2 separate regions of the Homo sapiens genome follow, and region 2 is linked to region 1. A link is a contact called in ENCODE Hi-C or POLR2A ChIA-PET data. All regions are on one chromosome and are shown on one strand. Each heading gives the region's core, a stretch centred on a gene start or an enhancer-like site at or near the end of the contact. The rest is flanking DNA. Distances are from core to core; before and after follow the strand shown. Region 1 overlaps UBE2G2 (ubiquitin conjugating enzyme E2 G2). Region 2 overlaps PTTG1IP (PTTG1 interacting protein).

Region 1 (4,988 bases), core at 1,766-4,265:
TCCTGGGCATTAGTGGGGTGGGAACATCGGCAAGAAGCTTTTGCTGAACTGCAGAGCAGGGACTGAAGGAAGGAGACGCACCCAAGCTCAGATGCCGGGAGCCCTCATGCCCTTCCTGCTGGGTGCCCTCTGTCGATTCTGTAGCGTAAGGGAGGTGCTTATCCTTCCCCCAGAGTGGAGGGTGCCCATGAAGCAGTTTGCCCTTCCCGTCTCCAGCTCAGCTGGCTCCAGCTTTTGGAGGGCCATCGTCCCTTAGTCATCCACTTCAGGTTTTAAATACTGATGGATGAGTTTGCATTCTCTGTGATTTTAATTCTTTATCACATGTGCGTTGGAGACTTCTTGTCTATGTGCTGTGACAAACTTGATAAAGAGAACAGCAGCAAAAGCAGTCGGCTTTCCCAACACCTGCGTGCAGCTGAAGTGGCGAGCGCACCAGTTCCTGGAACACCGCTTGCCGGCGAAGCTCAGGGCACCCACTTGCCCTGGGTGCTCCATAAGGCACTCTGACCTGCCTGCTGCTTCTCTTATCTAGAAAGTAAAAAGTGTTAGAAAGGCAATGCAAAGAAGAACAATCTCTCCCTTGAGTTGAGTGTGGAAAGACAGAAGAGGCTGATCTTCGCTTTTCACTGGCATATAAGTGACCCACACTGTTGCTGAGGAATGGTCACAACTCTGGAGGAGGACAGTGACAAGGCAGTTGTCCTTTGTGAGGAGGGAGAATTGCTAGTCAGGAGTAGGCCATGGGTGTTTTCAATATTTGCTTTTGTATCTAATTCACCCACAAGACAGCAAAACAGTCTGAGCTGTTGCAAGCGTGCCTCCTGTGTAGAGTGCAGGGTCATTATGATGCTTAATCTAATGCTTGTCCTTAGCTCAGCTCCGAAAGAGTTTAGGTCATGATTTCAATCAATAAGGCAGCATAATTTGCAGGCTTTGAAAAATTTACATTTGCTTTGGATATATTTGTGTCCTCCTTGTTGTTGTTTCTTTTGAAGATTCCCAGGTGAGGCCATCTTCGGTGAAAGAGAAGTGAGGTTGTCTGGGAGTATGGCAATAAAACTTGTCCAAAAACAGCACTGTGGCGTCTCCCACTCCTGGCTCGGGAGTTGCCTGGAAGGCATGTTCCATGGGGTCAGGCATGCTGCTGCACACCACTGCCCATCTGCCCTCCTGTCTGGGCGCCAGGCGTTCTAGAAAAGAGAAAGAAATCCCAGTTTCAAACCAGTAGTAAACCGGAGCATTTGCAAATAACTTTGATATTTAAGATGTGGGCGCACTTCAGGAAATGTTTGGTCATGCTTCTGAGGCTAGGAACGACCTGGTGGATTAAAAAAAATTTTTTTTAAAGAAAGCCCTATTATGAGAAACAAAGAACTGTTATCAAAGTATTGAGCAAATACCATTTGGCTCATTCCAAAAACACTACCCAGACATTTTTTCTTATTCTGGACTCAGAGGTGCCAGAAATATTGAGTGCTGGCAAGCATTCCTGACATATGAACAGTGTTACTTTTAAAGATAGTATCTTTATGTGCCTGACTTCTGATTTCGCAGTTTGAACTGTGTTCTCTTAACTCTAATACTAAATTGATCTAGGACCTTGACTAAGTCATTTCATCCTTGGATTTTCCAGCCTTGCTTGACAGTAAAATGAAAACCACAATCCTTGGTGCCCTTTCATCAGAGGGCGTGTGGAGAATGAATGGGTGGTGGTTATCGTTTGCTCTGAGCTCTTGTACTGGACAGGAGGCTCGGGGTGGCCACGCCTCACTCTGATACATGGTGTGTGCCCACCCTGTGTTGAGAAGGCGGGGCTTCAGGAATGTGTTTGTTCAGGCCATTGCAGGGGGAGCAGAGTAACCCAGGCTTGAGGCGTCCCCAGGCTGCCGGGCGCTGGGTGCCAGTGTGGGCCGGGGGGGGTACTCATCCGGGCACTGTCCTCTCCAGCGCGGCTGTTGTACCAGTAGCAAGAGCTCATGCTCGTGCCTCCCTCGGTGGCGTTCCCTGTGCTGGTCATGCTGAGGCTCTGGGGACTGTCACACAGTACCCCCCCCCCACCCCAGCTCCCCAAAACAAAGTGGCCATATTCGCTATCTTCTTCTGAAAAGGTAGCAAAGACAGTTTTCAGAATCAAAATTTGTCTTTTAGATTGAAAAATCTTGTCTCCATGAAGCAATCACTGCTTTGTTCTCTTCTGACTGTTGCCCGCAGATCAGCCCTGCTAGGGCCATGAGCCGTGCTGGCATCTGCTGTTGCTGCCGACAGCCCTGAGTGCCGCCTCCAGGTGAAAGCTAAAGCTCTTCGTTCAGTTTCTTTTTGATTTTTGTCTTTTTCCTTTAATTATAGAGATAAATATTTCCAAGTCTGTTGTTATTAATTTCACTGAACCAAGATAATTTTAAGATTTTTAAAACAAATTTTTACTTTTAAGAAATCTATTTTTTAACTGAAGATTTAAAACGTATATTTTTTTAAATTATTTTTTTCCTGTGCCATATCCTGGATTCTTTCTGAAGGCAGTAGGTCTGGTGTGGACTGTCCTCTGCTCATCCAGGCCTCGGCCCCTGCACGACTGTTCTTTCTGCCTTAGCCTTTGTTGTTAGAGGAGCAGAGCTGTTTAGGAAGGGACTTGTTCTTTCAGTTCGTAGACGGAGAACGGGTTTACTGACCTATTTATTGATCTGATGAGTCACACCCAGTGCAACTTCCACTGTTTCGTTGTCTGCCGCTGTCATTCAGCAGTCCTGCTTCCTTATCAAAGAAAGATGGTGCAAGATCTTTTAGAACTCCTCCAATGTGTGTTTTATTAATGTGATTTGTAGGAGAAGAGGAGTTCGTCCCTGGTGTGAAGGTACAGGCATAGTGGCTGACACTCTTCCTCTCCTGTGGCCATCATGCCTTGAACTGTTGGTCAAGATAGTGTTAATTTATACTTGTTGGGTTTTAAACCTTAAGCAGGATTTCTGAAATGGTTTCATCTATTTCTTCCATTTACACGTGAGGAAAGTATAGGTCCAGGGAGACTCAGTGCCTGTGTCTGTGCCCATGACGGGGAGTTGCTCCAATGTTGCATCAGTGGGATGAGGCACAGCACATGGGCCTGCAGGTGCAGCCTGGAGTGGTGGTGCCTGTGTGCCTAGCCTTTCACCGAGCATGCAGCAGTGATCACATGTGCTCTTCATCTGCTTCTTGAAGGTTGCAAAGATGCCTTCTTGGGCACGTTTAAAAATTAAAAATCACCTTTGAAATACAACTCTTAGCCCCACATCTGTTGAAATACAATGTAATCTTGCTATACCCTGTGCCGTAATTCATACCCTTATCCTAAAATGTGATTGTACCACATCTGCAGAAAAAACTCCCAGATCTTAGAGCATTGACATTAGTTCTTTTCTCTGATCTCCTTCTTATCAAGAGGTTCTGCTGCTTGACTCTTAACCTTCATAAATGTGAAAACTGCCTGGAATTCAGTCTTTGTACTTGTACCTAAGATTTAGACCAGATTGAAACTGGAGAATGGGACATTGCTTTCCACTGAAAAGAAAGTACCAATTCATTGTTACTTAGATAATCTTTTTGTGTGCATTTTTATTATTTATTTTTATTTTTGTTTATTTTTTGAGACGGAGTCACGCTCTGTCGCCCAGGCTTGAGTGCGGTGGCGAGATCTTGGCTCACTGCAACCTCCACCTCCCAGGCTCAGACGATTCTCCTGCCTCAGCCTCCCAAGTAGCTGGGATTACAGTCATGCGCCACCACACCCAGCCAATTTTTGTATTTTTAGTAGAGACAGGGTTTCACCATGTTGCCCAGGCTGGTCTTGAACTCCTGACCTCAGATGATCTGCCTGTCTCGGCCTTCCAAAGTGCTGGGATTACAGGCGTGAGCCACCGCACCCGGCCTCACGTGCATTTTTAAAGTGGTAAAAATGTTCTTAACCCATTTGTCAATTGTGGTCGACGTTGAAAAATGTACTTTGAAGTTCAGTCTACGTATTTTATATCTTCTAGGGGCCCAGAAGACACCTGCTTTGAGTTTGGTGTTTTTCCTGCCATCCTGAGTTTCCCACTTGATTACCCGTTAAGTCCCCCAAAGATGAGATTTACCTGTGAGATGTTTCATCCCAACAGTAAGTGCTTTTGGAAGTAGTTTTTGTGGTACCAGGATAGGTACGGAGATAATATTATCAGCCACCTGAAATGTGGTATATTCTATATGTCTATGATGTAGATCTTTAGAAAACACTTCTTATGTTTTGAAATTCAGCCAAGTAAGCATGGTGGTATTAAGCACATGATTTCAATTTTGAAGGTCAGTTTAATATAGATAAAAGACAACAGGCACCTAAAACCGGATGCCATTTGACCCAGCCACCCTACTTCACTGGGGAGGAAGTTTTACACATGGGTGTGTGCTCAGAAGGGGTTATGCTAATCTTTGTCATAGTGTTATTTGTAATGGTGAAAATTTTGACTTAACCTGGGTTTTTAACACAAGAATAAATTAAGTTATATATTGTATTAGTCTGTTGTCACGCTGCTAATAAAGACATATTCAAGTCTGGGTAATTTATAAAGGAAAGAGATTTAATGGACTCACAGTTCCACATGGCTGGGGAGACCTCACAATCATGGCAGAAGGCAAAGGAGAAGCAAAGGCACATCTTAGTGGCGGCAGGCAAGAGAGTGTGTGCAGGGGAACTGCCCTTTACGGAACCATCAGATCTCGTGAGACTTGTACACTATCACGAGAACAGCACGGGAAAGATGTGCCTCCATGATTCAGTACTTCCCACTGGGTCCCTCCCATGACATGTGGGAATTATGGGAGCTACAATTCAAGATGAGATTTGGGTGGGGACACACCCAAACTATATCATATATGTTAGAATGTGATGTAGATTTTTTAAATGATCTAAAAGAAGAATCAATGATACAAAGTAGTATTTGTGTTATATTGACTGGGAAAAGCAGTAGCACTGTTAT
Region 2 (4,988 bases), core at 701-3,200, 77 kb before region 1:
TGTGTCTGAAGGCTGGTTAAGGAAATCATAACAGGGTTTGGGACCGATTAGCCAGCCGTTCTTCAGCCCCAAGGTCCTCAAAACACTCAGATTTGAAGATGATCCCGTCTTGTTCCGTGGTCTCGTCCGCTCCTCCACGGTCATTCTTTTCGAACCTGGCCGCCAGTATGTGCCCTGAGAGTCTATTTCTCTTGTAAATCATTGTAATATTCTTGACTTTGGTTTAAATAAAAAAAAAGAAAGCTGCATCAGGCTTAACCTCCATTTCTGTGAGTTTAGAATGTCTTACGAGAGTCTGAGTATGTAGCTTGGAATTTTGGTTAGTTAACTTTTCTCAGGCTTGAAATACCTTTTCAAACTCAGCTGAGACAGACTACCCTGTCACTTCAGTTCATTATGGTTAATATTATAAATTGTTAATAAATTCTAAGTCACAGATAGGAACGTGTGGCTGAAAGGAGACTTGGAGAGGGCGGGACCCTGTGGGGTGGAGGCAGGGCCACAGGCTCTCCACACGCCAGGAGCCAGCAGCCTGGCCGAGGCGGCTTTCCTCCTTATGCTCCTGTGTCCTGAGGTTGTTCCCCAGGGGCGAGGGAAGGCTGCTGTGCTGGGTGGGTTCTGTGTCTGGGGCGGCCCTAACTCCAGGTGCTTGAATCTCCAGTGAACTTTGAGGCGCTGATCATCACCATGTCGGTAGTCGGGGGAACCCTCCTCCTGGGCATTGCCATCTGCTGCTGCTGCTGCTGCAGGAGGAAGAGGAGCCGGAAGCCGGACAGGAGTGAGGAGAAGGCCATGCGTGAGCGGGAGGAGAGGCGGATACGGCAGGAGGAACGGTGAGGTGGTGGTGATGCCCGCTGGGAAGGTTACTTCGAGGGGATTCAGATCTGCAAGGCCATGGAAATCACATGGATACATCCTGAGTTTTCCTCAGTTTTTAGAAATTAAGAATGTGTATAGTGCCCAGGGGATCTTCTAGGTCGTGGTAGAGAGCGAGAGACTGTGATGGGAACCTAGCAGTGGCTGCGAACCTTGCTTCTATAGGCTTCCTCGCCCGGTGTCCTCCCATCGGTGCAGTAAGGCTGAGTCTGTGCGCGGTGACACGGGTGTGTGACGGCTGCTAAGGCGGCTCGTCCAGGCCCAGCATTTGCCAAGAGCAAGCTGAGGCTCAGAGGGGACAGCGTCTGACTGTGGCTGGGTCAGCTCTCCTGTCGCCCTTTCCCTGGTGACACAGCACTCTCCTGAGTGCTTGCTGGGGCTCTGGGGCAACCCCAGGAGGAGGTGGTGTAATCCACACCTGGCAAAGGAGAGGACCTGAGGGGCCAACTGTCAGGTTGGCGGCGGGCGAGGGTGGAAGCGGGACAGATTTTCCATGTAGTCACCTTGAAGTCACATGCTACTAAGTAAAAGCTGACAATCGCATTTTCCTCACCATCTTCAGAACCTGGTGTATGATTTTTACTGTGTTTTCTTTGTATGAAAAAAGCTTTTTAAAAATCACGGTATTGGGCATTTGAATTGCTTTTATTGAAAAGAGTAGAGTAATACATTGGAACGGCCTTTGAAGACTGGGTTCGTTGTCACCTTGCCTGTCCTGGTGGGTATGTGGCCTGATGACCAAGCTTGTCCTCACCCTGGTTTCACTCTGGGAACTGGAGGGAAGCCACCAGAAGAAACCTGGCGCCCCCACTGAGGGACACGGAAGGGCGTGTCTAGCAGTTACACCACCGTGCGCTGTCGTTTGGTGCTCATAATGTTCCTCTGTGTTTTAGGAGAGCAGAGATGAAGACAAGACATGATGAAATCAGAAAAAAATATGGTAAGGACTGGTCACGCCTCCTTTTTGTCTGGTTGGGAGGCGATGGCACGCTGTCTCGGTCCTCGTTAGTGCCAGTGTGGCCTGAGATGGGGCTGTGGGTTCACCCATCGGAACAGAAGGACGTCTCTCCAGAGAGGAGCAGCTGGCGGTTGTCCCCAGCGGTTCTGTGGTGAACTCACTCCTAAGAATATCTTTATCTCAGCCAGTCGTCTTCATGAAGTCTGTTTTCTCAGATAGCTGTTTGCTTATCGAGTCCCAAGACTTCTGGGCTGGAAGTCTGCAGCTGTTCTGCCGTCGTGTTTGGCTTCCTGTGGGCACGCCTGCGTAGCCGAGGTGCTGTGAGTTTCAGGGCGGCCCTCTCATCCTCGGGAGCGTTGCTCGTTGCCATCTTCTGAGTGTGGCAGGCGCTCCTTCCAAGCACTCCCCAGCACCGGCCCTGCTCCTTCTCGCCCAGCCTCGGCGTTCTGTTCTTGTTTGGTTGTGTCTGGAGAGATTTTGGAGAGGAGCTTTGAAGGAGCCAGAATGAATGTATTTGCCAAGTGTAAACCTTTTATTTAGTTGGAGTGAATTGGAAATACACATTACGTTATCTATACTCCCCCAAACCACGTGATGTTCACTGCTTAACACTGAACACCACCACCCAGCCGTGCTTCGTTGATTCTGTATGATTTTAAAGTCCGCAAAGAGTCTAGTGTCTCCCGCGCTGGGTTTGTGGTTGTGTGGTGTCATGGGCGTCTCCCGCGCTGGGTTTGTGGTTGTGTGGCGTCATGGACATGGTGGGAACTGACTCCTCGCCTGTGCGAGGTGCGTGGTCCTGGGTTCATGGCAGCCGTGGGCCTCAGGAATCTGTCGTCCTGCGCCCACGGTGCTTTCCTTGAAGCAGTATATTAAAGGCTAAACCTAATTGGAAAATTTCAGAGCCTTTTCTGACTAATGCACGTGTTTTGAGTCTTCTGTTTGTTTTAGGGAATATCATATATTTGTGGTATTTTAGGGTCCCACCCACTGGGGGCATGAGGACGTCGCTGCGGTTCTCGGTCATCGGGTGGGGGGTGGACGGCAAAGCCCAGCAGCCACTGTGAGCGGCGCCTCCGTCAGGTGCAGGTGATTGGCGTTGGGTTCCCTCTCATGGGGGCTGCAGAGGCCCCATGCTGCTGGTGCCCTGGACTGTAAACGCTGGGTGGCTCTGCCCACTGGCCGGGACGTCCCCTCCCTGTCAGTTCTGGCCTCCTTGGAAAGTCACCTCCATGTGACTGTGCTGTGACCTGAGGCCACGTGAGTCCTGCCGGTCTCGAAGTGTCGGCTTGGGGGCGTGAGGCTGCCTTGGCTGCTGGCCTCGAGATGCCCAGTGGCTGATAGAGGCTTTTTCCTATGTGTTCCCGCCCATCAGTCTCCTGAGTGCCGTGTGCTTGGGCGCTGACTCTCTGGGTTCTCTTCACTGCTGCCTTGTCCTTGCCCCACCCTCTCTGTCGCCTGTTGTTTCCCGGTGTGTGTCTGGAGTGGGTGGTGACCGGGTACCTGCGTGTGACTGTCATAAGGAGCAGCACCAGGGTTGCCCTCCTCAGCGAGTGCATGCCTGTGTACGTGGAGCGTGGGCCCAGCAGCATCTCTGCAGGCCTTGGCTGGAGGCATTGTGCTTTCCTTGAAATGGAAGAGTCAAGAGCTTTTTGGCACCTAATTTTTTTTTTTTTTTTTTTTTGAGACGGAGTCTCACCTTGTCGCCCAGGCTGGAGTGCAGTGGCGCGATGTCAGCTCACTGCAAGCTCTGCCTCCCAGGTTCACACCATTCTTCTGCCTCAGCCTCCTGAGTAGCTGGGACTACAGGTGCCCACCACTACGCCCAGCTAATTTTTTGTATTTTTTAGTAGAGATGGGGTTTCACTGTGTTAGCCAGGATGGTCTCAATCTCCTGACCTCGTGATCCGCCCGCCTCGGCCTCCCAGAGTGCTGGGATTATAGGCATGAGCCACCACACCCAGCCAGACTAATGTTAATGTAAATAAAAGACAAGGTGGATACACACACACGCACACGCGCACACACGCACACACTGCCCAGCACCTGTTATCACCAAGCACAAGCTGTGTTTAAGTTGCTCGACCTTTACTGTGCCCTGACTCCCAGCGGGTGTGAGGCTGTGGGTGGCCGGCCAGGCTCTTGGAGTGGTGTCTTCTGTGTCAGGGCCCTGATTGACTTGCACTTGCCATTTTGGTGGTTAATTTGGCCCTTTAATTGCATTGATGAAATGAGCTTTTTGTGCCAGTTTGTAATAAAGCCATTGAATGGCCTGTGCTTTGGAAAGCCTCGGCTAGTTAGAAGAATTCCTAGGAATTCCTGATGGGAGAGTGCGAGAAAGCATGTGAGTCCACCTGGTGCAGTTATATAAAATACCAGCACGCACGCAAAAACCCTTCTTTTGGTTTTGGTTTTCCCTCTAAACTGGAAGTAGACTCAGGAGCGAGTTTTTCAATAAGAACTTAACCAGCCTCCTTGCTAGTATCTGATGACTCTTTCCCAAAACCGACTTTGAGCCTCACTCCCAAAGCCTGATGCCTGTGGCCCTCCTTGACAGGCAAGAAAGAAACATGGCTAGGCCCTTCCTTACCATCCCTCTGCTTCCCCGCCGCCTCTTCCACCCAGCCCCCAGAATACATGCAGTGAGTAGCTTTGTTGTAATCGCTGCAGATAATTTTAGTGTACAATACAGATTGTTAAAGGGAGAGAGAGGCCAGGCACGGTGGCTCACGCCTGTAATCCCAACACTTTGGGAGACCAAGGTGGTGGATCACCTGAGGTTGGGAGTTCGAGACCAGCCTGACCAACATGGTGAAACCCCGTCTCTACTAAAAATACAAAAATTAGCCAAGTATGGTGGTGGGTGCCTGCAGTCCTAGCTACCCGGAGGCTGAGGCAGGAGAATTCCTTGAACCCAGGAGGCGGAGATTGCAGTGAGCCGAGACTGCGCCATTGCACTCTATCCTGGGCAACAAGAGCAAAACTCTGTCTCAAAAAAAAATAAAAAATAAAGGGAGAGAGAGTGTGTGTATGTGTGTGTGTTTCTGCAGTGTGAAGGGAAAACTCCTGGTCTTTGGGTAAGTAGCACAGGTTTACTCTTATGATTAAATACACATTTTATCCCAGTTTTGTCAGAGTACTCGAGAGTTAGATT

What was found. Hi-C counts contacts between places; a loop is a spot of excess contacts on that map. ChIA-PET counts read pairs that join two places held with the same protein, here RNA polymerase II (POLR2A). Pooled maps may share reads with other maps.
Region 2: POLR2A ChIA-PET joins it to region 1 with 11 read pairs in activated CD4-positive, alpha-beta T cell. The contact joins two enhancer-like sites. A Hi-C loop is called at or near these places in 1 of 168 maps with a recorded cell type or tissue (HCT116) and 1 of 50 pooled maps. POLR2A ChIA-PET finds 5 or more read pairs at or near these places in 2 of 52 experiments (WTC11 and activated CD4-positive, alpha-beta T cell).

What each region holds. Positions count from the first base shown.
Region 1 is chr21:44,776,443-44,781,430 of GRCh38, reverse strand. UBE2G2 (ubiquitin conjugating enzyme E2 G2) reads left to right here. Exons shown (of 6, transcript NM_003343.6): 4 at 4,014-4,132. Among named protein-coding and RNA genes, the nearest start is that of UBE2G2, 23 kb to the left of the region's middle. Within about 2 kb of position 3,015, at least 3 of the 41 ENCODE cell types and tissues checked have a DNase peak (open chromatin) inside an H3K27ac peak, as active enhancers do.
Region 2 is chr21:44,852,038-44,857,025 of GRCh38, reverse strand. It overlaps PTTG1IP (PTTG1 interacting protein), which reads left to right. Exons shown (of 6, transcript NM_004339.4): 4 at 662-833; 5 at 1,770-1,816. Among named protein-coding and RNA genes, the nearest start is that of PTTG1IP, 19 kb to the left of the region's middle. Within about 2 kb of position 1,950, at least 5 of the 41 ENCODE cell types and tissues checked have a DNase peak (open chromatin) inside an H3K27ac peak, as active enhancers do.